Regions from separate parts of the Homo sapiens genome. Here regions 2 and 3 are each linked to region 1. A link is an interaction called in ENCODE POLR2A ChIA-PET data of the cell type or tissue named here. Cell type or tissue: PC-9. All regions are shown on one strand. Each heading gives the region's core, and the rest is flanking DNA. Links, peaks and the distances in the headings are about the cores only.

The links. ChIA-PET counts read pairs that join two places held together with the same protein. Peaks named below come from ENCODE experiments on the same cell type or tissue, not always from the same donor. Only the 100,000 strongest peaks of a DNase experiment are listed, where the experiment ranks them.
Region 2: POLR2A ChIA-PET joins it to region 1 with 10 read pairs; 12 of 35 experiments call an interaction of 5 or more read pairs at or near these places.
Region 3: POLR2A ChIA-PET joins it to region 1 with 13 read pairs; 14 of 35 experiments call an interaction of 5 or more read pairs at or near these places.

The regions. Positions count from the first base shown.
Region 1 is chr10:23,341,272-23,349,579 of GRCh38, reverse strand. It overlaps C10orf67 (chromosome 10 open reading frame 67), which reads left to right and starts at 4,783. Exons shown (of 16, transcript NM_001371909.1): 1 at 4,783-5,011. The coding sequence starts at 4,806. C10orf67-AS1 (C10orf67 antisense RNA 1) reads right to left here and starts at 5,623. Exons shown (of 2, transcript NR_155752.1): 1 at 5,490-5,623; 2 at 4,419-5,156. RefSeq lists a silencer at 3,366-3,660. In PC-9, for the core only: no CTCF peak of the experiment used is centred there; DNase peaks (open chromatin) are centred at 3,499 and 4,839; H3K4me3 peaks cover 2,030 bases; H3K27ac peaks cover 2,214 bases.
Region 2 is chr10:23,417,446-23,425,753 of GRCh38, reverse strand. No RefSeq gene overlaps it. Among named protein-coding and RNA genes, the nearest start is that of OTUD1, 17 kb to the left of the region's middle. In PC-9, for the core only: no CTCF peak of the experiment used is centred there; a DNase peak (open chromatin) is centred at 3,513; H3K27ac peaks cover 3,964 bases.
Region 3 is chr10:23,428,076-23,436,383 of GRCh38, reverse strand. No RefSeq gene overlaps it. Among named protein-coding and RNA genes, the nearest start is that of OTUD1, 6.8 kb to the left of the region's middle. RefSeq lists an enhancer at 3,165-4,227. In PC-9, for the core only: no CTCF peak of the experiment used is centred there; DNase peaks (open chromatin) are centred at 3,483 and 3,993; H3K4me3 peaks cover 1,094 bases; H3K27ac peaks cover 3,028 bases.

The sequences.
Region 1 (8,308 bases), core at 156-8,155:
GAAGAATGCCCAGGTAGATTAACAGACATGGTAACAATAACAAACTTGGGTTTCACACTACCGTATTCTATGTCTAACATTCCTCTCTAGTTCTCAAAATTGCTAAATTTGAATTTTAGTACTACATTTCTGAGACAGAGTTTGAAGCTGCAGGATGATAAAGGGCGCTTAATATCGCAGATGCAGAAGTGTTAATAAGAGAGCCATGCTGACTGCCTGGTAAAGTGTGACTTGGTGGTACCTTGTGGGGATGCCTTGACTCTGAGTCTAGTCCTCATGTAGACAGCTCTAAACACTGTATTTTATCAGTTTATTCAGGTGAGACTACAGGGGAACATTCACACTAGCCAAAATCACATTTGCTGTCTAGATCAAGACTTTCTTGGCATCTATGTACCCAAGAACATGAATTAGTTATTTGCATGTTGCCCTGTGACACTAGAAAAAGAACAGAGAGAACCAGATGGTCCTACGGGCACTTTATCCAAGTTATTGTGGAAAAACCTCACGAATGTCCTGCTTCTCAAGAGAGTAGATCCTTCTAGGGTCTGATTAAATGGGGCCCCAGGAAGGATCTCTGCCTGATAAATTCTTATTAACTACCTTATTCACTGATTCTAAGATATACAGTTTTTCACTTTTTTTTGACGGGGGAGGGGGGGTTGCCTACAGAGTCTCTGTCGCCCAGGCTGGAGTGCAGTGGTGCAATCTCAGCTCACTGCAACCTCTGCCTCCCAGGTTCAAGTGATTCTCCTGCTTCAGCATCCCAAGTAGCTGGGATAACAGGTGCATGCCACCACACCTGGATAATTTTTGTATTTTTAGTAGAGATGGGGTTTTGCTATGTTGGCCAGGCTGGTCTCAAACTCCTGGCCTCAGGTAATCTGCCCACCTGGGCCTCCCAAAGTGCTGGGATTACAGTGTGAGCCACTGTGCCTGGACAGTTTTTCACATTTCTAACATAAAATTTTGGTGTATCATTTTGGTATATCCTTGAAATTGTAGTGTATCATATAGCCCATGGTGTGTCAAGGTATAATCATAGTTGGCAAGTGTTTTTTTCTAAGTGGCACAGAAAATAAAGACACATCCTAAAGGATGCAATCTTAGACGGCATGAAATATGGTGACTGCCCTTGTATTACTCTCCAGACTTTGACTTGTCCTGAACCGCCTCACCCTAAATTCCAATATGTGGGTGACAGTTTTCCTAGGTTATGTTCTAGGCACTAGGATCCACTCTGGTCATTTGAACAGACTGGAGATCGCCCAAACTTCCCTCAGCAGTAAGTTTACAAATTCTCTCTCAGGTGGGCTCACTTCTGCAGACAGCTAAGCCCTACCATTTATTTATGTATTTATTTATTTATTTGAGATGGACTCTTGCTCTGTCATCTAGGCTACAATATGATGGCACGAACACAGCTCACTCTATCCTTGACTTCCCAAGCTCACGTGATCCCCCTGCTGCACCCTCTTGGGTAGCTGGGACTCTGGGTTCTTGGCTAATTTGAAAAAAAAATTTTTTTTTTTTTTTTGGCAGAGATGGGGTCTCCCTATGTTGCCCAGTCTAGTCTTGAACTCCTGAGCTCAAGCAATCCTCACCTTGGCTTCCCAAAGTGCTGGGATTACAGGCCCAACCCACCCCTGCCATTTTCTTCACGTTCACTACTATTTCTTTCTCTCTTTTTAATTTTTTGTAGAGACAGAGTCTCAATGTTGCCCAAGCTGGCCTCTAGCTTCTGGGCTCCGCCCACCTTGGCCTTCCAAAGTGCTGGGATTACAGGCGTGAGCCACACGCGGGCCTGCTCTCTTTTAAACAGTGATGATCTAAACTTAGCTCCAAATAGAGGAAATCCTTTACTCCAGTGCTCAAGGACATTTGGCGGCAAGGATCCAAATTCCACATCCACAGTTGCGCCTGCCCCAAACCCCCTACTGGGCTTGTCATCTTGGTTTTCAGCTTTAGTCGGCTGACAAATGCTTATTGATAGACTTTCACAGAGTGGATATGCTGTCTCACAGCAGCAAAATTTAAGACATTAAAATGATCTAGTCTCAGGAGTTTTGCCATAAAGGATTTAGTAGCATTATATTGCCCTGGCTAAGAGCCTTACTATGTCCTTCCAAAGACTTTATTTAAGAACTTTGGTTGTGGATGAAGCATGACATAAAACAAGTTTACATAACAGAGCCTCCACCACATAATCATATATTATAGCTGGTGATAAAAGAAAAATAAGCACTTCGCATGTGATGACGCTCTAGAAAGAATTTAAATTACAAACCTAAACTGAAACCTCTTGGCTCTTATTAGACTATAGAACTGATACTACCCAACTGGAATACATAAATTACTATGTTTAGAGTCAGCACTTGACTCTTAATCAAATTCTCATGCTAGTTAATCTGAGATGTTATCACTTTTAATAACTGGTAGGCGATATTTTTATATAAATACATATTCTATTTATACCTGTGGTATGTCAGAGAAGCACTTCAAATTTTAAAATTGTGCCTGAAGTCCTATTAACTGAACAAGTAAAAACAATGTTAACTTATGAAATGTTCAATTTTTTAAAATTGAAATCTTTATTTATTTATTTATTTTGAGACAGGGTCTCACTCTGTCGCCCAGGCTGGAGTGCAGTGGTGCAGTCTCGGCTCACTGCAACCTCTGCCTCCCGGGATCAGGTGATTCTCATGCCTCAGTCTCCCAAGTAGCTGGGATTACAGGCGTGCATTACCATGCACAGGTAATTTTTGTATTTTTAGTAGAGACAGGGTTTCACCATGTTAGCCAGGCTGGTCTTAAACTTCTGACCTCAAGTGATCTGCCTGCCTCCGCCTCCCAAAGTGTTGGGATTACAGGCATGAGCCACCGAATCCAGCCAAAACACTGACATCTTTAAACAATGTTTTCCCTAGTAGTGGTTTAGGAAGAAGGAATAGAGTCCTTCAAAGGCCTAGTTGGTATTTCTCTTGCAGTTGCCTCATGCATGTGCTGCGTGTTTTTCTGCTTTATAGATTACCCCAACTTTGAGAAACATTCATTATCCAGTTTTTACTTGTGAGAAAATAGAGGCTCTGAAATGTTAACTTACTTGCCCAAAATTCTAAATCGAGTAAGTTTCAAAGCCTGTATATATTTAATATTTACTGCAGAGTTCATGAGCTTTCCACTAAAGCCATCAATGAATTTAGCATGTGATAAAAGAGGCCTGGATTTAATATGACAAATGTTTTGACCACATCAACGCCAGTTACTACAGGTGAGAATCTGATCTGAAATAAACAATTTTATAAGCCGGAACACCTGTGAGATAAAATACAGGTAACTGACAAGAAGAGAAGTATTATGTAGTTAACGGTTTCAAAAACAATCATCATCATAGCGTGGTCTCTTAGACACTGAAATCTGAAACTCCTTGATATGCTATAGCAAGGTTTCAAACAAAGATGTTCTGTTCAATGCATGTTTTTGTGGGATGGCGTAACTATGCAGACTATATCAGTCAACAAATGCTGTACAGAGCTGACCAATGACTCATGAAATCTTCTGTGCGATCTCTCTCCTCAGTTTCAAACGATTCATTTATAATTGCACTAGGAAAATAGCCAACAGCTTGTCACATTCTTTACACTGTCTTGGCCCAGCTCTAAACAGATAGGTTTTGAAATTTTAACTTAAAATTTTAATCTTTATTTTAAAACATGTATATACATTGTGGTAAAATATCACTTAGGAAAAAGAAAAGTTATTGTAGATATATAAATTTCTTTCTTTTAAAATACCTTTTGATTATATAATAAAAATTCCCCAAATAAAGTCTGAAGTTAGAGTTTGTAATTAAAAACCTCCAAAGAGTAAAAGTAACTCTTTTTCTCTTCTCTCTTCATCTCCCCCCCAAAAAATAAGCCTTCACAGAAGATGATTTTGGCATTGGTTATGATGTTTTATTGGCATTTGGGGCTTTTAATCTTTGTCTTTAAACATAATAGTAGTGATAATGCTACAGTGCTTTTCTTTTCCTGTTTTGAGCTTCTAAATCCAGCTAAGTTATTTTCACTTACTGTTACAAGACAGAGAAGAGGCCGGGCTCTGTGGCTCACGCCTGTTATCTAGCACTTTGGGAGGCCGAGGGGGGCAGATTGCCTGAGCTCAGGAGTTAGACTAGCCTGCACAACGCGGTGAAACCCCGTCTCTACTAAAAATACAAAAAATTAGCCTGGCTTGGTGCTGTGTGCCTGTAGTCCCAGCTGCTCGGGAGGCTGAAGCAGGAGAATTGCTTGAACCCGGGAGGCGGAGGTTGCAGTGAGCCCAGATCGCGCCACTGCACCCCAGCCTGGGCGACAGAGCGAGACTCCGGCTCCAAAAAATAATAATAATAATAATAAGAGAGAGGAGAAAAAACTTATTTTTCTGTAGATAATATATTGAAATGCAGATGTAGTATAGACAGTTCTAAACCAGACAATGACATTTTAAAAATAAATTTAGCCAGTCGTTTACAGAAAAACAATGACATACTGATATTAGAATAGGTGTCTCCTATTAGTTGACAATGAGTGATACATAATTTAAAACTAAGGATGACAACAGTTTCACTATTAACTCTTATTATTGTAGAAACCTGGTAAAATTGAATTCCACACTAGATGGTATAGTTTAAGACTTAACGCCTCACATTCTGACCTCATTAAATAGAAATCTGTTTAATCTCTGCAAGGAAATATTTTGTCCAGGAACGCCTACGTTTGTGGCAGGTGGAGACAGCTTATTAGGCAGCCTGCTCTCCTCTTATGATGGCCTTGGTCCGGGATCGCAGGGCTCATTATGTCATGAGCATAGTTATTAGATGGGTTCACTGCTTTTCCTCCTCCTTGAGGGGGACCTTTGGCACACGCTGGGAGGCCATGAAAGCCAAGGCCACCGAGCTGCGGGTCTGCTGCGCGCGTAGGAAGCGAGAAGCTCGGGAATTCAAGCCCCCGCAAATGCGCGGGTCCACGAGGTAGGCTGAGCTCCGCGCCTGGGTAGAGGAGGAAGCGAGCAGGGTCCAGGGGCACGGCGGGAGGCTGAAGGGTTATTTACGGGGGTGCAGCTTTCCTCTGGGGTATCGCAGCAGCCTCCAGGCTGTGGGAGTCTTGTGGGGAAGCCTTGAGGCAGGCGGGACAGTGAAAGCGCAGCGGGGTGGCTTGGGAGCCCGCCCCGCCTCCTCCTCCCCCTCTCCACTCCCCTCCTCCCGCGCGTGCTCCCTCCCCATCCTCCTTTCCATCTCTTCCCCCTTCCCCCACTCCTTCCCCCTCTTCCTTCCCTCCACACCTCCTCTACTTCCTTTCCCTCTCCCCTTCCCCCCCATCCCCAACCTTCTCCCTATCCCCCTCCTCCCCATCTCCTTCCCCCTTCCCCTCCCCACCCCGTTCCCCACCCCCCTCCACTCGCGGCCCTCCCCGGCCCCCGCCCACGGATTCCCGCGCTTCGCCGGTTACCTGGGAGTCGCCATGGCAACGGACGCCGGGTTCCCGACTCCGACTCAGGAGAGCGAGCGGCTCCGCGGGAGGCGCACGTCCGGGGCTGCAATGGCGAACTGGGGCGACTCGCCTGAGACAGAGGAGGGCCGGAAGATCATGGAGGGCCTCGAGGCCTCTATTGAACAATTCCAGTTCAACCCCAGGTGACCAGCGGGAGAGGCAGTCCCCGCCGGCCCGCCCCGGAGCCCTCGCGCCCCGGCCCTCGCTCAACGCCTTTCCAGGCCCCTTGCTCCAGCCGCTGGGCTTCAGTTTTTTGTTTGTTTTTCGAGGGGATCACTGTCCGAAAAGAGCTGCAGTTTTCACTTCTTCAAGTGTATAGCTGGACACTAAGAGCACGGACTCTGGAGCCAGACTGCCCGGATTCCAGAATCTTGGCGACCCTCTCACAGGGGCCGTGAGTTAGGCGACTGACTGCTCTGTGCCTCAGTTTTCTCAGCGGGAAATAATCGTTCATGAATGATGAAGAGTAGTGCCTGCTTCATAGATCATAGTGAATATTAAATGAGCTAATCTAGGACACAGTACCCGTCTTAGTCCCCTCGGGCTGCTGTAACAAAACAACATAGGCTGGGTGGCTTATAAGCAACAGGAATTTGTTTCTCCCAGTTCTGGAGGCTGGGAAGCCCACTGGCAGATTCCAGGTCTGATGAGGGTCCCTTCTGCACAGACAGTACCTCCTGGCTGTGTCTCCACATGGTGCAACGGGCAAGGGAGTTTTCCCCCACGTCCCCCACACCCGCTCCCACCCTGCTTTTAGAAGGGCACTAATCCCATTTATAGGGCTCCACTTTCATGACCTAGTCACCTCCAAAGTCCACACCTGCTAATATCGTCATCTTGGGGGTTAGGATTTCAACATGAATTTTCAGGAGACACACTCAGACCATAGCAGAATCATAGAAGTGTTTGCCGATGTCATTATTTGCTATTCCTTGATCCTTGTTTAAAACCCGTCCCTTTCATAATCCTTTGCCCCCTGTGTTCTAGCTTTGTTGTTTATTTGGATAATGTAGAGCTGATGTTTCTGGGAAAATGCAAATTTCTTTCTAAAAACCTTTTCAAATCAGTAGGTAGCCAGAATTAGCTTAGCTGCTATGGGAGAACTTACCGTTGTATAAGGCAGGGGCCTCATGGTGCCAGGTGGGCTGGCTTAGGGGCAAGCCCCTCACACAGACACAGCTCCAGGGTGAGAAGAAGGGACCACAGGTGTCCTAGCCCAGCAGTGGGACTGACCCAGTGAGGCAATGCTCCTGGGCTGGGCTTCCCCAGCTTCACTGTATTCAATGGGTACGTTTGTTAAAATGGGTCAGGGTGCACGGGACCTGGTCTAGTGGTGGTTGTGAATAGCATTTATTAGAGGCAGCACGTGATAAACACCAGAGGCACACAGCGTCTACCCTGTTCTAGTGTTTGCTGATAGGAATGGTGTCCTGCCCTGGACTCCTTGGCATTCCATGGTGGGGTAGCTCCCAAAAAAAAATGCACTTGCCAGGCTCAAGAGCAGACCGATGGTGCCGGGTGCTCTTTGGCTGAACAAAAGAACCACTGATGCCCATATTCCTTCCTCTTCACCCAAAGTACTAGGGCGACTGAGCTGGTGCCTGGGTGTGAATGAGAGAGGCTCAGGTGCTGAACGTGGTCCACAAAGCAGACGAAAGCCCGGCCTTTGTGGAGTTTGCATCCTAGTCAGGAATTGATGATGAACTAGATAAACAAGTAAACTATGTAATAAGTTAGATAGTGGTTAGTGATAAGGAAGAAACCGAACATGGGGAGGGAGAAGAGGAAAGTGAGTAAGTGTGTGAGAGTGTGTGTGTGTGTGTGTGTGTGGCAAGTGGGGAGGGAGCTGTGATTTAATTTTTGTTTTGTTTTGTTTTGTTTTTTAGAGTCAGGGTCTCACTCTGTCACCCAGGCTGGAGTGTAGTGGCACAATCATGGCTCAGTGCAGCCTTGAACTCCTGGAGTCAAGCGATCCCTCCACCTCAGCCTCCTGAGTAGCTGAGACGACAAGCACACCCCAGCCTGCCTGGCTAATTTATTTTTAATACAGGGTCTTGCTGTGTTGCCCAGGCTGGTCTCAAACTCCTGGGCTCAAGCAGTCCTCCAGCCTCGGCCTCCCAAAGTACTGGGATTACAGGCATGAGCCACCATACCCGGCCTGGACTGCAGATTTTAGAAATGGTGATCAGGGAAGGCTTCACTGAGAAAATGACACTGGGGTGAAGACTTGCAGGCTTGAGGGGGGAGCCCTAAGGATCTATCAGGCTAGCAAGTGTTCCAGGCAGAGAGAACACTGGGTAGAAAGATGGTGCCTGGATGTCCTAGGAGCAGCAAGGAGGCCAGTGTGGCTGGAGCAGAGAGGGAGAATAGTGGAGGTGAAGTCAGAGGGAAGGGGGACGGTGCCTGTGGCGAGGGACTTTAGACTACCTTAAGGACTTCAGCTTTTACTTTGAGATGGGAAGCCATGAGGGGATTGGAAAAGAGGAGTGACATGATTTGATTTATCCTTCAATGGGATTACTCTGACGGCTGTTTAGATAATAGACTATAGTGAGGACGAGGGCAGAAACAAGGAAACAGGAGACTATTACAATATTCCTCATGGAAGATGACCATGGGGTAGCAGTGGTTGGAGGTCCGGAGAGACTGTGATGAACAGGTAGAATGGAATTGCCAGTAACCCGGATGGGGAGGATAATGAGATGAACAGGTCTGAAGGGAATATCATAAGCTTACTTCTGGTCATTATATGTCAGCAGTGACTATTAGACATCCAT
Region 2 (8,308 bases), core at 243-8,242, 76 kb before region 1:
GTTAAATTGTGAAACCAAGTGTTGGACATGGGGCCTGGTAGGAGGTGATTGGATCATGGGGGCAGATATCCCCCTTGCTGTTCTTGTGATAGTGAATGAATTCTTAGGAGATCTGGTTGTTTAAAAGTGTGTGGCATCTCCCTGCTTTGCTCTCTCTACGTGTTTGCATCCTCTTCACCTTCCTTCATGATTGTAAGTTTCCTGAGGCCTCTCACCCATGCTTCCTGAACAGCCTGCAGAACTGTGAGTCAATTAAACTTCTTTTCTTCATAAATTACCCAGTCTCACATAGTTCTTTAGAGCAGTGTGAGGGTGGACTTATACCAAGTCTAACAAAATAGAGTAAAAATCAACAGCATATTAATTCTTTATTGTTATGCAACAAATCACCCCAAAACATAATGGCTTAAAATGACAATACATATTTACTGTCTCTTCAATTTTTACAGATCAGAAATTCAGAAAAGCTTGGCTTAGTGGCTCATGAGAACAGAGTCTGATGTCAGCAGAGGCTGCGGCCATTGGGAGGCTTGACTGGGGCAGGAGGTTCTGCTTCCAAGGTGGCTCACCCCAACAAGTGTGGGTTGTTGCTGGCTGTTGACACATGGGTTTTGCCAGGACTGACTGAGTGTTTTCACGGCATGGTGGCTTGCTTCCCTGAGAGCCAGGGATTCAAAAAGGAGGAATGCAAAAGATTTGATGCCCTTTATGACCTAGTCTTGGAAGTCACACAACATCACTTCCACCACATGGGTCAGCTTTGACTCAGTGCGAGAGGAGGCTATACAAGAAAGTGAGGGGTGAGGGTAAAATGAAAGTGTATGCCATGAGGTAAAGAATACTGGGCGCCATCTTGGAGACTAGCTATTATAAAAATAAGGAAAATAAACAGGGTGAATCCAGTCATAATAACTTAATTGTACATTTAAAAATAACTAAAAGAGTATAACTGGATTGTTGGTAACACAAAGGATAAATGCTCGAGGGGATAGTATCCTCTTTTCCATGACGTGATTATTACACATTGCATTCCTGTACCAAAATATCTCCTGTACTCCATAAATACATATATGCCTACTATGTACCCAAAAAATTAAAAGTTAAAATAAAAAATAAGGGGAATACAATTAGAAGGGAAACAGGACTTTTCCTTTACATAATAATGGATGGAGGATATCTTAAGTCTGATATATTGGGGTTGTTCAGAAAAGTTGGGAGCTACTACACAAAAGGTCTGAGGAACCTAGGACCTAGGTCTGGATAGAAAAGAAAGGTTGCCAAGAGTGGTAGCTCATGCCTGGAATCTCAGCACTTCGGGAGGCTGAGGTGGAAGGACTGCTTGAGGCTGAGAGTTCAAGACCAGCCTGGGCAATATAGTAAGACTTTGTCTCTACAAAAAAAAATTTTTTAATTAGGCCGGGTGCAGTGGCTCACATCTGTGATCCCAGCACTTTGGGAGGCCGAGGCTGAGGTCAAGAGATCGAGCCATCCTGGCCAACATGGCAAAACTCCATCTCTACTAAAAATACAAAAATTAGCTGAGCATGGTGGCATGTGCCTGTAGTACCAGCTACTCAGGAGGCTGAGGCAGGAAAATCGCTTGAACCCAGGAGGTGGAGGTTGCAGTGAGCTGAGACCACGCCATTGCACTCCAGCCTGGTGACAGATCAAGACTCCATCTCTAACAAACAAACAAACAAACAAATTTAAAATTAGCTGAGCATGGTGGTTTACGTCTGTAGTCTCAGCTACTCAGGAGGCTGAGGTGGGAGGATTGCGTGAGCCTGGGAGGCAGAGGTTGCAGTGAGCTAATGTCACACCACTGGACTCCAGCCTGGGTGATAGATTGAGACCCTGTCTCAAAACAAATGAAAAGAAAACAAAGGGCGATGGCCCCCAATAGAGGCTAGTTCCTTGGGATATATTTTGGGAAAGTGGAGGGTGGGAGAGAAAAAGCTGAAGGGAAGGCAAGGTAGGATTTGGACCAGGCTCTTTTTTTTTTTTTTTTTTTTTGAGACAGAGTCTCACTCTGTCACTCAGGTTGGAGCACAGTGGTGTGATCTCAGCTCACTGCAACCTCTGCCTCCTGGGTTCAAGAAATTCTCCTGCTTCAGCCTTCTGAGTAGCTGGGACTACAGGTGCGTGCCACCACACCTGGCTATTTTTTTTTTTTTTTTTTTTTTTTTTAGTAGAGACAGGGTTTCACTGTGTTTGCCAGGATGGTCTCGAACTCCTGACCTCATGATCTGCTTGCCTCCGTCTCCCAAAATGCTGGGATTACAGGTGTGAGGCACCGCGCCCAGCCAATGGACCAGCCTCTTCTTCAAAGCTTAGATCCCAATGGGATGCTTCAAATTTCCGAGATAGTCTTCCTTTATGTCTCCAAATTCATTTCGCCAAAATAGAAGGAGATTCAGGGGCCCTTCAGTACTATTCAGATTCTACAGAATAGTAAAATATGAACTAGTAAAACTTGTGAATACATCTTCATGGATGTGGCACAGAATGAAGAACAACAACTGAACTGGCACAACAAGGCTGTTCCTTACACCAGGTTGCATTTTTACCTAGCTAGGCCCTATAGAAACAAGAATCCTATGAACAACATCAGAGCTACTGTTGCATAAAGATAGGAAGGGAAGAACTAACTACTACTGACTGCTTAATATGCGCTAGGTGCTGGGCTAGGTGGTTTCTACAGACTGATCATTTAATACAATTCTCCATTCTCCACATTTCTTCTCTTCTCCCTTTCCTTTCCTTTCCTTTTTCCTTTCCTTTTTCCTTTCCCCTTTCCTTTCCCCTTTCCTTTCCCCTTTCCTTTCCCTTCCTCTCCCGAGACAGGTCTCTCTCTGCCACTCAGGCTGGAATGCAGTGGTGAACAACTATCAAAACCTGCCACCTTTAACTACTCTGACCAGTTTCCACTATTTCAAAATGTGCGGCCTGAGCAACACGGCGAGGCCCCATCTCTACAAAAAAAATTTTAAAAATTAGCCAGGAATGCCGGGCGTGGTGGCTCACGCCTGTAATCCCAGCACTTTGAGAGGCCAAGGCGGGTGAAAAATGAGGTCAGGAGATTGAGACCATCCTGGCTAACACAGTGAAACCCCGTCTCTACTAAAAATACAAAAAAATAGCCAGGGGTGGTGGCGGGTGCCTGTAGTCCCAGCTACTCGGGAGGCTGAGGCTGGAGAATGGCATGATCCCCAGAGGTGGAGCTTGCAGCGAGCCAAGATCACGCCACTGCACTGCAGCCTGGGCGACAAAGTGAGACTCTGTCTCAAAAAAAAAAAAAAAAAAAAATTAGCCAGGTGTGGTGGCCATGCCTGCAGCCCTAGCTACTTAGGAAGCTGAGGCAGGAGGATCACCTGAGCCCCGAGGTCAAGGCTGCAGTGAGCTAGGATTGCACCAGTGCATTCCAGCCTGGGTGACACAGTGAGACCCTGTCTCAAAAAAGAAAGAAAAAAGTGCCCAGAAATGATTGTAACTTATAGATCATACCTTTTAAAGGAGTTTCTTCCACTTCCTTGTATTTTCCCCATTCCCAGCAGACAGGAACGTTGTTTGTGGTGTTGAATCAGCTTTGATAATGTAGATAAGAAACATAATTTATGGCATGGAAAAACCCAAGTCTGCAGATGACCACATGAAGTGGCCTACTTAAAAGTTCTCACATGAACTTTTAAGTGAGAGAGACATAAATTAAGGTATTTTATTTAAGCCACTCTTCTTTGATCTTACAGAAGCTAGACTAGTACTCTAATAAATGAACTTGTCAAAGATCACGCAGTAACAAGGAGCAGTCCTGACATATCCTTGCTTTCCAAGTTCTACTCTATCACCTCCCACCATACACCTTGACAAGGAGATGTACTTGCCAAAAAAAAAAAAAAAGAGAGAGTTATTTTGGCTCCCAATATTCTTATATATTCAGTTTAATAAATATCTGAAAATGAGAGTTCATTCTGTCAATTTTGTATCCTATAGAGTGGAGAACCAAAACTATGTTTCTTCCAATGTTTTAATACAATAAATCCCCATTATGCTAAATATTAAACTTTTTAGATTTGAGTTCTGCTTATGCACTGTTTTGAGGTTCTGACTCATATTTTTTCTTTCTCTCAATCTCTCTCTCTCTCTCTCTGTCTCTCTCTCTCTCCCTCTCTCTCTTTTTGAAACAGGGTCTCACTCTGTTGCTTAGGCTGGGGTGCAGTGGCACAATCATGGCTCACTGCAGCCTCAACCTCGTGGGTTCTCAAGTGACTCTCCCAGCTCAGCCTCCTGAGTAGCTGAGACTATAGGTGCACACCACCATACCCAGCTAATTTTGAAATTTTTTGTTGAGATGAGGTCTCACTATGTTGCCTAGGCTGGTCTTGAGCTCCTGGGCTCATGTGATTCTCCTGCCTCGGCTTTCCAAAGCGGGGAGATTACAGTCATGAGCCACCGTGCTCAGCCATGATTCATTTTCTGTGCCACACAATCTATCTGTGGGATATAAAATTTATTGGTTGTTTTCAAATGCAGTGTTCTCTGAGTATATTTTTCTTGTAACCTTATACATGTGATTACCATCATGCCATCTTTATATAACTCTTCCTATTCATACTAAAACCAGAAACATACACAGCTGATAAGGCTGGGTGCGGTGGCTCACGCCCGTAAGCCCAGCACTTTGGGAGGCCGAGGCAGGTGGATCATGAGGTCAGGAGTTCGAGACCAGCCTGGCCAACATAGTGAAACCCTGTCCCTACTAAAAATAAAAAAAATTAGCTGGGCATGGTGGCAGGCGCCTGTAATCCCAGCTACTCGGGAGGCTGAGGCAGGAGAATGGCTTGAACCCGGGAGGCGGAGGTTGCAGTGAACCGAGATTGCACCATTGCACTCCAGCCTGGGCGACAGAGCAAGACTCTGTCTCAAAAACAAACAAACAAACGAACAGAAACAAACAAACAAACAAAAAACACATACAGCTGATATTCAGCTAACAGCTACTGGTATAGTCATACAGATTGGAAATAAAATATTGAAATACTTCCATATTCGTTGGTGAACAGCCAACATCCTATGGCTTCCAAGGTCCCCAGATGTCCTTGTGCCTGTATGGTCCCTCTCTTAGATCTCTGAATCTACACAGCACTCAGAAACCAGCAAGGAGCCTCCAGCTCCATGACCTGAATTCTTTCTGATATTAATAAATATTAAAAATATTTAATATCATTTCTGGGAGCATATCTAGCCTGTGGCTTGCAAAGTAACTTTATGAGAATTTCTATAGCTAATCATTTCAATAATGCCTTTGAAAAAGCTATCAGTAAAAGATGCTATCCTTCTGATAGCTTTATGTCTTTTCAAAACCTTTATGTATAGCTTCATGACTTAAGGTAAACATTTGTAGTAGTTTTTTTTTTTTTTTTTTTTTTTTTTTTTGCGACAGAGTCTCACTGTGCTTCCCAGGCTGGAATGCAGTGGCATGATCTTGGCTCACTGCAACTTCTGCCTTCCAGGCTCAAGCGATTCTGGTGCCTCAGACTCCCAAGTAGCCAGAACTACAGGCGTGCACCAACACGCCCAGCTAATTTTTGTGTTTTTAGTAGAGATGGGGTTTCACCATGCTGGCCAGGCTGGTCTCGAACTCCTGATCTCAGGTGATCTGCCTGCCTTGGCCTCCCAAAGTGCTGGGATTACAGCTGTGAGCCACCGCGCCTGGCCCATTTGTAATATTCTTCCAAGGACTTTCCACTGAATCTCCACTAACCTCAGTACACACACACAATTATTAAGCAAACATAGTTATTTCCCTGCACTATGAGAAAATAGATTAAACATAAATCAAACCTACTTACTATAGTTTAACCATTTTTTTCCAAATAATTCTGTGTTCCCAGAATGAAAAGTGCCCTGTTTGTTTACATTGTGAAATCATCATCTCTTTAGCCAAGGTTCACACTTCATATAAGCCACACTTGTGCTGGTAATTATGGAGCAAAGCCCTATTTAAGCAAACAAAAATGTTTCTCTTTTCTGCTTTCTATTTTAATTTGTAAAGCTTTTGTTGTCAGCCACAGTGATCTTACTTGAAACATATGTTACAAAGTGTATGATGTAAAACATTTAGCAAACTATTTGACATATTCTTTACACAGGGAATGGTTAGCAATCATTATTGTTATTATCATCATTATTATTATATCTCTTAAGCACAAATCTCATACTGTTATCCTTCTGCTTAAGATCCTATGTGACTCTGTCACCCAGGCTGGAGTGCAGTGATGCGATCATAGCTCACTGCAGCCTGGAACTCCTTGGCTCAGGAGTTGACCCACCTCAGCCTCCCAAGTAGCTGGGACCATGGGCAGCATGAGAAGCCACCGTGCCGGGCGTCATTGCTTTTCTTAATACAGTTTGCAGTGTTCTTGGTGACCAGGTCTAGCTTCCTGTTCAGCCCTCTTCTCTCAGCACTCAACCGTGTGTCTCTCCTTTATCTTCCACTCATAGGAAACAACATTATTCCCCCTAAATAGGCCCTGTCTCTTTAATCTCTAGGCTTTTGTACATACTGTTTCCTTTGCTTGGACGTTCTTCATCTGCGTAATGCCTGTTCATCTATAAGGTCTCAATTTCAATGATGCTGCTTCCTTGCAAGTCTGCCTCTCGTCTACATTTATAACAGCCTGTGCTTAACAGCCCATGAACGTACCAAGCCTTATAAATGCATCATGCAGTTACTTGCCCATTTCCTAGATTACAGACTCTTCAGGTAAGGAAATGATGGTTATCTTTTCCCTGTTGAATCTTCATTTGGGCTTTCCATTAGTACAGTGATTGTTGAATAAATCAACATTTAAATCACGTAAATCAACGAACTTACATTTTCTCATAAGAACAATACATTCTTTCAGTTTGAGGAAGTTTACATATATCCAATAAGACTCAAACCAAAACAGAAATATGCAATTACTATGTGTAAATATATGAATGCCTCTTACATCTTTCTTTTCATTTCAGGGCCTACAAAATGGTGGAAAGGATATTTATTCAATCGTATTGAATTTTGAGGGCTGGAACAAAGACATGATTATAAATGTATGAAAGGCAAATAAACCTTGGGACACCAAAAATCACTGAGCTAAAGGGAAAATCAAGCTGGGAACTGCTTAGGACAAACCTGCTTCCGTTTCTTTTCAAAGTCATCCCTCTGCTCACTGAGATAAATGCATATCTAATTGCTTCCTTTGGAAAGGCTAATTAGAACCTCAAGATAATGCAAACACTTTTGTCTTATTTACCCTATGCCGTCCTGCCTTTGTTTTGAGTTGTCCCACCTTTCTGGACCTAACCAAGGTTCATCTTACATATGTTGATTGATGTCTGACATCTCCCTAAAATCTGTAAAACCAAGCTGTGCACTGACCACCTTGGGCACATATTGTCAGAACCTCCTGAGGCTGTGTCATAGGCATGTGTCCTTAGTCTTGGCAAAATAAACTTTCTTTCTTTTTTTTTTTTTTTTTTTTTTGAGACAGAGTCTTACTCTGTAGCCCAGGCTGCAGTGCAGTGGTGCAATCTCAGCTCCCTGCAACCTCTGCCTCCCAAGTTCAAGTGATTCTTGTGCCTGAGCCTCCCAAATAGCTGGGACTACAGGTGTGTACCACCACACCTGGCTAATGTTTTAATTTTTAGTAGAGGCGGGGTTTTGCCATGTTGGCCAGGCTGGTCTCGAGCTCCAGGTCTCAAGTGATCTCCCCACCTTGGCCTCCCAAAGTGTGGGGATTACAGGCGTGAGCCACTGCCCCTGGCCAGATTCAAAGATTCTCTGGTTGGCAACCGGTTGAAAGAGTCATTATCTGAAGATCTGGGATCAATAGAAAGGAGTATCTGGGTTAAGATGAGGGGTTGTGGAGATCAAGATTTTATCATGCAGAGGAAGCCTCTACGCAGCAGGCTTCAGAGCTCTTATCAGGCCTAAAAAGGGGCCAGGCTGTTAGTTAATTCTCTTTTGGACCAGGGAAAAAAATCCAGAAAGGGAAGGGGATTCTCTACAGGACATAGACTTTTCCCCCACAAGAGACAACTTTGCAGGGCCGTTTCAAAATATGTCAAAGAAATATATTTTGGGGTAAAATATTTCAGTTTCTTTCAGGGCCTGCTATCTGTCCTGTGATGCTAAACTGGAGTCAGGTTGGAATTTGCTGTCTTATTGCTATAAAGAGTCTGCTTTGTCAGTCTTAAGATCTCTGATTTAACATTAATGCTGGTCAGTCATGCCTGAATTCTAAAGGGAGGAGGGTGTCATGAGACATGT
Region 3 (8,308 bases), core at 243-8,242, 87 kb before region 1:
TTAGCATAGAATAACTTGTAACGTTTTTGCTATATACTGTATATTAAAACATGGGAAGACTATAAATGTGATTTTTTAAAAAAAACTGTGCAAAGAAGCTGAATCCTGTGTCTTTAGATAAACATTAAATACATCCAATTAAGCTAGAAAAAACAATTCCTAGGCTAGGAGCCATGGCTCATGCATATAATCCCAGTACTTTGGGAAGCTGAGGCAGGAGGATCACTTGACCCCTGGAGTTTAAGAGCAGCCGAGGCAACATAGCAAGACCCTGTCTCTACAAAAAATAAAAAATAAAAGAATTAGCCTGGCATGGTGGCACATGCCTGTAGTCCCAGCTTCCTGGAAGGCTGAGGGGGAATAATTGCTTGAGCTCAAGAGTTTGAGGTTGCAGAGAGCCATGACCACACAATTGCACTTTAGCCTGGGTGACAGAATGAGGCCCTGTATCAAGGGAAAAAAAAGAAAAGACAGACAGACAGTAGCAAGTGTTGGAGAAAATGTGAAGTTAAAATCTTCATACGTTGCCTGTGAGATTGTAAAATGACGCAGATACTTTTTAAACAGCTTAGCAGTTCCTCAAAATGTTACACATAGAGTTAACCATATGATCCAGTAATTCCACTTCTAGGTATATAACCAAGAAAAATAAGAACATATCTCCATACAAAAACTTGTATATCAATATTCATAGTAGTAGTATTCATAATATCCAAAGAGTAAAAACTACCCACATATCCATCAAATGATGAATGGATAAACCAAGTGTGATACATTCAGACAATGGAATATTATTCAGCCATGAACAAAATGAAGACACATGCTACAATATGGATGAATCTTCAAAACAGGCTAAGTGAAGAAAGCCAGATGCAAAAGGTCACATACTGTATAATTCCAGTTATATGAAATGTCTAGAATAGAGAATAGGCTGAGGTGAGGAGGGAATGTGGAGTGACTGCCAAAGGGCGTGGGTTTCTTTTGGAGTGATCAAAATGGTTTGAAAATAGCTTATGGCTGTTCGAGGGGCTCATGCTTATAATCCCAGCACTTTGGAAGGCCAGGGTGGGTAGATCACTTGAGTGCAGTAGTTTGAGACCAGCCTGGGGAACATGGCAAAACCCCATCCCTACAAAAAATACAAAAGTTAGCCAGGCATTGTGGCACACACCTGTAATCCCAGATGCTTGGGAGGCTGAGTTGGGAGGATCCACTGATGCTGGGAGTTTGAGGCTGCAGTGAGCTGTGATTGTGCCACTGCACTCCAGCCTGGGTGACAGAGGAGACCCTATCTCAACAAAAAAAGAGAGAAAGAAAGAAAAAAGAAAATGGGTTATGGCAGGGCAAGGTGGTTTATGCTTGTAATCCCAGCACTTTGGGAGGCTGAGGCAGGAGAATCACTTGAGCCCAGGAGTTTGAGACCAGCCTGGGCAACATTCAAGACTCCATCTCTACCAGTAATAATAATAATAATAATAATAATCAGCTGAGTGTGGTAGTGTGCACTTGTAGTCCCAACTATTCAAGAGGCTGAGGCTGGAGGACCACTTGAGCCCAGGACTTTGAGACTTTGAGATCGCAGTCAGCTATGATCCTGCCACTGCCTTCCAGCCCAGGTGACAGAGCAACCCCTTGTCTCCAAAACAAACAAACAAACAAACAAACAAAAAGTTGCTAGTTGCACAACTCTGTGAATATACTAAAAACTACTGAATTATACATGTGAAGGATGAATGAATTCTATGGTATGTAAATCATATCTAAATAAAAGCTGTTTTTAAAAACCTTACCATGAGCCAGGTACTATGCTCATTGCTTGAGATAAAAAGATAATTATATTTTAACCATAAATGTCTCAGCAGCAACAATACTTATTTTGTGACATTATTGCATATATCATGGACAACATTTTATATATCTTAAAGATTTTTTCTGACAAATTCACAGTACTCTATATGATAGCTTAAATGTAATTGTTTAAATGATATAAGTGAGCTGAAGCTTACTGAAGCCAAATCATTCATGCCCAGATAAAACGGATATTTAGGGCACTAGACTAGTAGAAATGCTATTTGAATTTATAATTTTTTTATAAACTTTTTGTGTAATCTTCATGATATAAAAAATACTTTTACATTTTGTAAAGTAAACATTTGTTGAGCATTCCATGAAGCATATGGGAATTGTACACAGATATGTCATATTTTTAGTTTCGTTGGTTCTATGTGTGGTTCTCTGAGATTCTGAAAAGTGCGCAGAATATTTTCTGAATGTTGTCAAATAAAAATAGTACCTCAGCAATAAAGGCAAGCATCTTGGGAAGTGATGTGTGGAGTTGATATATATTCATTCTTTGTGTTCTGTTGGACTGACAATTTAAAGTGAAAAAATAAATAAATAAAGAGCATCATGTCATGGAAACACCTAAATATTCTTTCTCCAGCTCATCTACCAAGGCTGACGTGTCACCAGCTGGAAGTGAAATTACCAGGCAGAAGTGAAAGCTACCCTTAATTATTTAAATCTATGGCTCTTCCGAAATTGAATTTATGTATTACTTGCATAACTTGAACATTATACTAAAGAAGAGAATCACTGAAAATTCTATTATGTAAAGACCTCTTAACTCCAGAAACTTTAAATCAATATATGATAACTAGATCAAACAATCAGTAGATGTTTGGGTTTTTTATATATATATACACACATATGAAAAAAATATATATATGTATATTTTTTTTTCCCCAAGACAGAGTTTCGCTCTTGTCGCCCAGGCTGGAGCACAATGGCACAATCTCAGCTCACTTCAACCTCTGCCTCCTGAATTCAAGCAATTCTCCTGCCTGAGCCTCCCAAGTAGCTGGGATTACAGGCGTGTGCCACCACCACGCCCAGCTAATTTTTGTATTTTTAGTAGAGACAGGGTTTCACCGTGTTGACCAGGCTGGTCTCGAACTCCTGACCTCAGGTGGTCAGCTTGCCTCGGCCTCCCAAAGTGTTGGGATTACAGGTGTGAGCCACCATGCCCGGCCTATAATTTCTTATTTTCTTTCTTTCTTTCTTTCTTCTTCTTCTTATTTTTAAATAGAGATGGGGTCTCGCTCTGACGCCCAGGCTGGAGTACAGTGGCACGATCTCAGCTCACTATAACCTCCACCTTCTGGGCTTCAGTGATCCTCCCAACTCAGCCTCCCAAGTAGCTGGGACTACAGGCATGCACAACTATGCTGGGCTAATGTGTTTGGTTTTTGTAGGAGAAAAAAATAGGACAAAGTATGGAGAAAAGACTGTGACAAAAGGATAATCATTGACTCTCGAGTTTAGGCTTAGAAAAGGCGCAGATCCTTTTGATAAATAGCCCAAAGGGTCATCCAGTGATTAGCAACAGGGTTCAAATCTGTACTCACACAATGGCATTCTTCATCTTGTGGATCCGATTGACTGTTGAGAGAAGTCAAGTCTGTTACTCAACAGGGAGGTTTAAATGACATAATTTAAATAGAGTGATCATTTCCCATACACAGCCTTGACTCATTCCAGCATATGGTGAAAGAGAGGAGCCCCAAAACCTCAAGTGTTGCCGGAATTCAGTTAATTTCTATTAGAAAAGGAGAACAGTAGACTAGAACCATCTTGTTCTGTGCTCTGTTGCCTGCTTCTAGTTGCCTTAACCGATACTATGGACAGGTCTGCTAACAGTAACTAGGCCTGCACAGGTTTAAATAGAAGTATAATCATATGTCCCTTGTTTGTAAATAGCTTAACATAAAGTAGGAAAAACAAGACACCCGCACACACCCAAACGTTGAATAACTGCAGTAAATGCAGAAATCTGTTACCAAGGATGATTCTAACATAACTCAGTTGGCTGTTTGTGTGGCAACATTTTAAAAATCCACAATCTTTGTAATGTTTACCTAGTAGCTAAATGTCTGTAAATAAGTGAACGTGATAACAATATGACTTACCCCTCCTAGAGACCATAAGGGTGTTTCTGTGGGGAGCAGGCAACAGCCACACCCCACCCTCCTTCTATATGGGTAGAAGGCCAGACTGAGAAACACACCCTTCATGACTAAGAGCTCAATTGTAAAAATGCCCAGATATTATAAAACTATTTTACCAAGACTTAAGGAAATGAGAAAAGAGGACCAGGCACAGTGGCTCATGCCTGTAATTCCAGCATTTGGGGAGGATGAGAGGGGAGGATTGCTTGAGACCAGGAATTCAAGACCAGCCTGGGCAACATGGCAAAATCCCATCTATACAAACAGTATAAAAATTAGCCGGACATGGTGATAAGTGCCTGTAGTCCCAGCTACTCAGGAGGCTGAGGCTGGAGGATTGCTTGAGCCCAGGAGGTTGAGGCTGCAGTGAACTATGATCATGCCACTGCACTCCAGCCTGGGTGGCCAAAAAGAAAAGGAAAGAAAAAGAAGAGAAAAGAGGATAGATATTAAGTTACTTTAATATTGCTTTTTATTTAATTTAAAAAAGTGTGTTAAAAAATTAAAGCAATGCACATGTGTAAAAATAGAAGTAAAATTCCTTTACATCCCATCCCATCTCCCTCATCTCCCACTCCAGTGGTAACTACTGTTTACATTTATTGTATATATTTTCAGACTTTTTAATACGCATATATAGATTATATATATCATACACATGTGAGCAAAAATTTGGCATTACAGGATTATATGGTACATATTTTCTCTGCACTATACTTTTTTCTTTACTTAATTAGTATATACTGGACACGTTTCATGTCACAATATGTAGCTCCACCTTATTCTTTTTTTGTTTTTGTATTTAATTTATTATTTATTTATTTCGAGACAGGGTCTTGCTCTGTCACTCAGGCTGTAGTGCAGTGGTGCAATCATGTATCACTGTAGCCTCAACCTCCTAGGGTCAACTGATCCTCCCACTTCAGCCTCCAGAGTAGCTGAGACTACAGGTGTGTGCCACCATGCCTGGCTAATTTTTTTTATTTTTAGTGGAGAGGAGGTCTCTCTATGTTGCCCAGGCTGGTTTTGAACTCCAGAGCTTGACCGATCCTCATACCTCAGTCTCTCAAAATGCTGGGATTACAGGCAGAGTTTCTGCTAATGAGGTGACTTAGGGTGGGACCCCTGATTAGCCCCAGGATGGGGCTGATCAACAGAAAGAGCAAGTGATTAGAGGATTAGAGGGTCGAAAGTTTCAGCCCCACCCACCAACTTCCAGGAAAGGGGTTGTGGGGGACACTGGAGATTAAACTTCATAAAAACTCTTGGACAATGAAAGCTCTATTCTCTCTCCTCCATACTTCAGCCTCTGTATCTTTTCATCTCTATTCTTTGTAATACTCTTCATTAATAATAATACACTAATAAATGCAATTATTTCTCTGAGTCCTGTGAACCATCCTAGCAAATTAATCAAACCAAAGTAGGGGATCATGGGACCCCCAGATTGCAACCAGTCGGTCAGAGGTATAGGTAACAACCTACTACTTGCAATTGATGTCTGAAGTGAGGTCAGTCTTGTGGGACAGAGCCCTCAACCTCTGGGATCTGACTCTAACTCCAGGTAGATAGTGTCAGAATTAAACTGAATTATAGGACACCTAGTTGGTGTCCACCACAGAACTGCTTGGTGTGTAGAGAAAAACCCCTACACCTGGTCACAGAAGTGTTCTGTGTTGAGTAGAAATTGCAGAGAAAAAATAATTGTTTCCCTTTCACAGGAACGTATTTTTTTCCTTAAGAATCTTCTTGATGGTTGAAATTATAAATGTAACTACTATGAAGCCAACACATTGTTTTAAATGTAAATAGTTTTTATGGGATTTATTATTATGAAAATAATACATGGTCATCACAAAAAAGTCGAAAGCTATAAATAAGCAGAAGAGAGAGAGAAACAATTTTTTAAAAATAGTCCTCCCAGGGTCTTGGTGTGGTGGTTTATGCCTATAATGACAGCACTTTGGGAGGCAGAGATGGGAGGATTGCTTCAGTCCAGGAGTTTGAGGCCAGCCTGGGCAATGTGGCAAGTCCCTGTCTCTACAAAAAAAACCTTAAAAATTAGCCGGATGTGGTGGCATGAGCCTCTTGTTCCAGCTACTCAGGAGGCTGAGGTGGGAGGATCCCCTGAGCCCAGGAAGTCAAGACTTCAGTGAGCCATGTTCCTGCCACTGCACTCCAGCCTGGGCAACAGAACAAGACTCTGTCTCAAAAACAAACAAAAAAACTCACCCAGGACTGGGCGCAGTGGCTTACATCTGTAATTCCAGCACTTCAGGAGGCAAAGGCAGAGGATCACTTGAGACCAGGAGTTTGAGATCAGCCTGGTCAACAGAGCGAGACCATGTCTCTACAAAAAAATTAAAAAATTAGCCAGGCATGGTGTGGCACACCTGTAGTCCCAGCTACTCAGGAGGCTGAAGCTGAAGAATAGCTGGAGCCCAGAAGGTGGAGGCTGCACTGAGCTAGGATCACACCACCGCACTCCAGCCTGGCAGATAGAGCCAGACGGTATCTCTTAAAAACAAAAACAAAAAAACACCACCTATAAATGTGACAACTTCTTCTTCAATTATATCTGTATCAGCGGTTCCCAACCACAGCAGTTTGGCAAGGTCTGGAGGCATTTTTTGGTTGTAACATCTGGAAGGAGAGCTGCTCCTGGCATGTTGTGGGTAGAGATCGATGATCTGCTAAAGATCCTATCCTGTATAGGACAGCCCTTTACAAAAAATAATTATTTGTCCCAAAATGTCAATAGTACCAAGGTTAAGACACCCTGATACACACACACACACACACACACACACACACACACACACACACACACACACACACATACATACTGACTTTAAAAAAAAAGGGATACTATTCTGTCATCTATTTTTTACTTGATATGTCAAAATATCTTTTATGTTAAAAATACACTTCAACATCTTTAATAGCATTTAAATAAATGAGTTATTCTTGAGTATTTTAGAAATTTTGTAGCATCCCTACATAAAGACATGTGTATGTTTGTATAACTGAGATGTTTCATAAAATAACATGCATTGTTACTACCTATACTGCATTCTATTTTATATTCCATTTTATTCCTTATTTTAAATGTCAATTATAACTTAAGTTCATTTCATGGCCCACTAATGACTGTGACTTGGAATTTGAAAACCAATGCATTACAGCTTCAGTTTTACTCTGATAGGTTATTGTATTTACAGTACAGGCCAACTCTCACTTCAATACATTTTCTGAGCAAATGGAATCATTGAAAAACAATGCAATTTTTTAATGTGTTTCTTTAAGTAACCTGTAATTTATGTTCTGAACCAGTACATTTTTAGAGTAAAAAGGGTTCTTATTAATAATTATTTCAGATATCAGGTGTAAATTGGGAGTGCCTAGAAAATATAGAATATATGATCAACCTATTAATAACTGAGATGGAAAATAGTTATTTTCATTTTTCTCTATTTCCTCTTATAGCATTCATTCCTCTATCATACCCATGAACACCTAGGATCTCTGATATTTGGTGAATGTCTTATAATTTGCTAATGTAAGCTAGAATCGGGACCTTCAGATTCTACTCCCAGCCTCAAAACTAATTGTTTGACTTTGAACAGATCATTACATCTCCCTGGCTCTTAATTATTCCTTCTACAAAAGAAGGTTTAATGATCTCCATGATTTCTTTCAACCTTAAAATTATATGACACTTATGCTGTAGGAAATGATATGGAAACAACTTTTAAAAGCTTAGAGTGTAAATGGGATAACTAAATTATGAAACATACTGGCCTTCACCAAAATACAATTTCTTAGAACTTTTAGAACATTTCAATACAAATGCCTGCATAATACCCGGGCTGGGCTCAAAGAGCAAGCAGCCAGATGGCTAATAACGTTGGAGACCTCAGAAGTGTTCCCTTCCTCTGCCTACCCAGCCACAATTCCATGAAAAGATAAGAGTACCCTGATGATAAGTAAGAGTAAGTTTCCCAGAAGAAACACAGAAAAACACCGAGAAAGAGAGAGAGAGAAAAAGAAAGAGAGAGAGAAAAAGAAAGAGAGAGAGAAATAGAGAGTCTAGGATTGGAGAAAAGTATGCTAAGAAGTTAAGTGAGAGGTTGACTTCACAATTTTGTTAGAAGTGGACCCTAAATAAAATCATGGCTGCTGAATAGATTAATACTCATACTCATGTTGAATGACACATAGCCCATAGAGTTGTTGTTTTGGGGTTTCAGGGGTTTTTTTTTTTTTTTTTTTTTTTGAGACAGGGTCTCTGTCATCCAGGC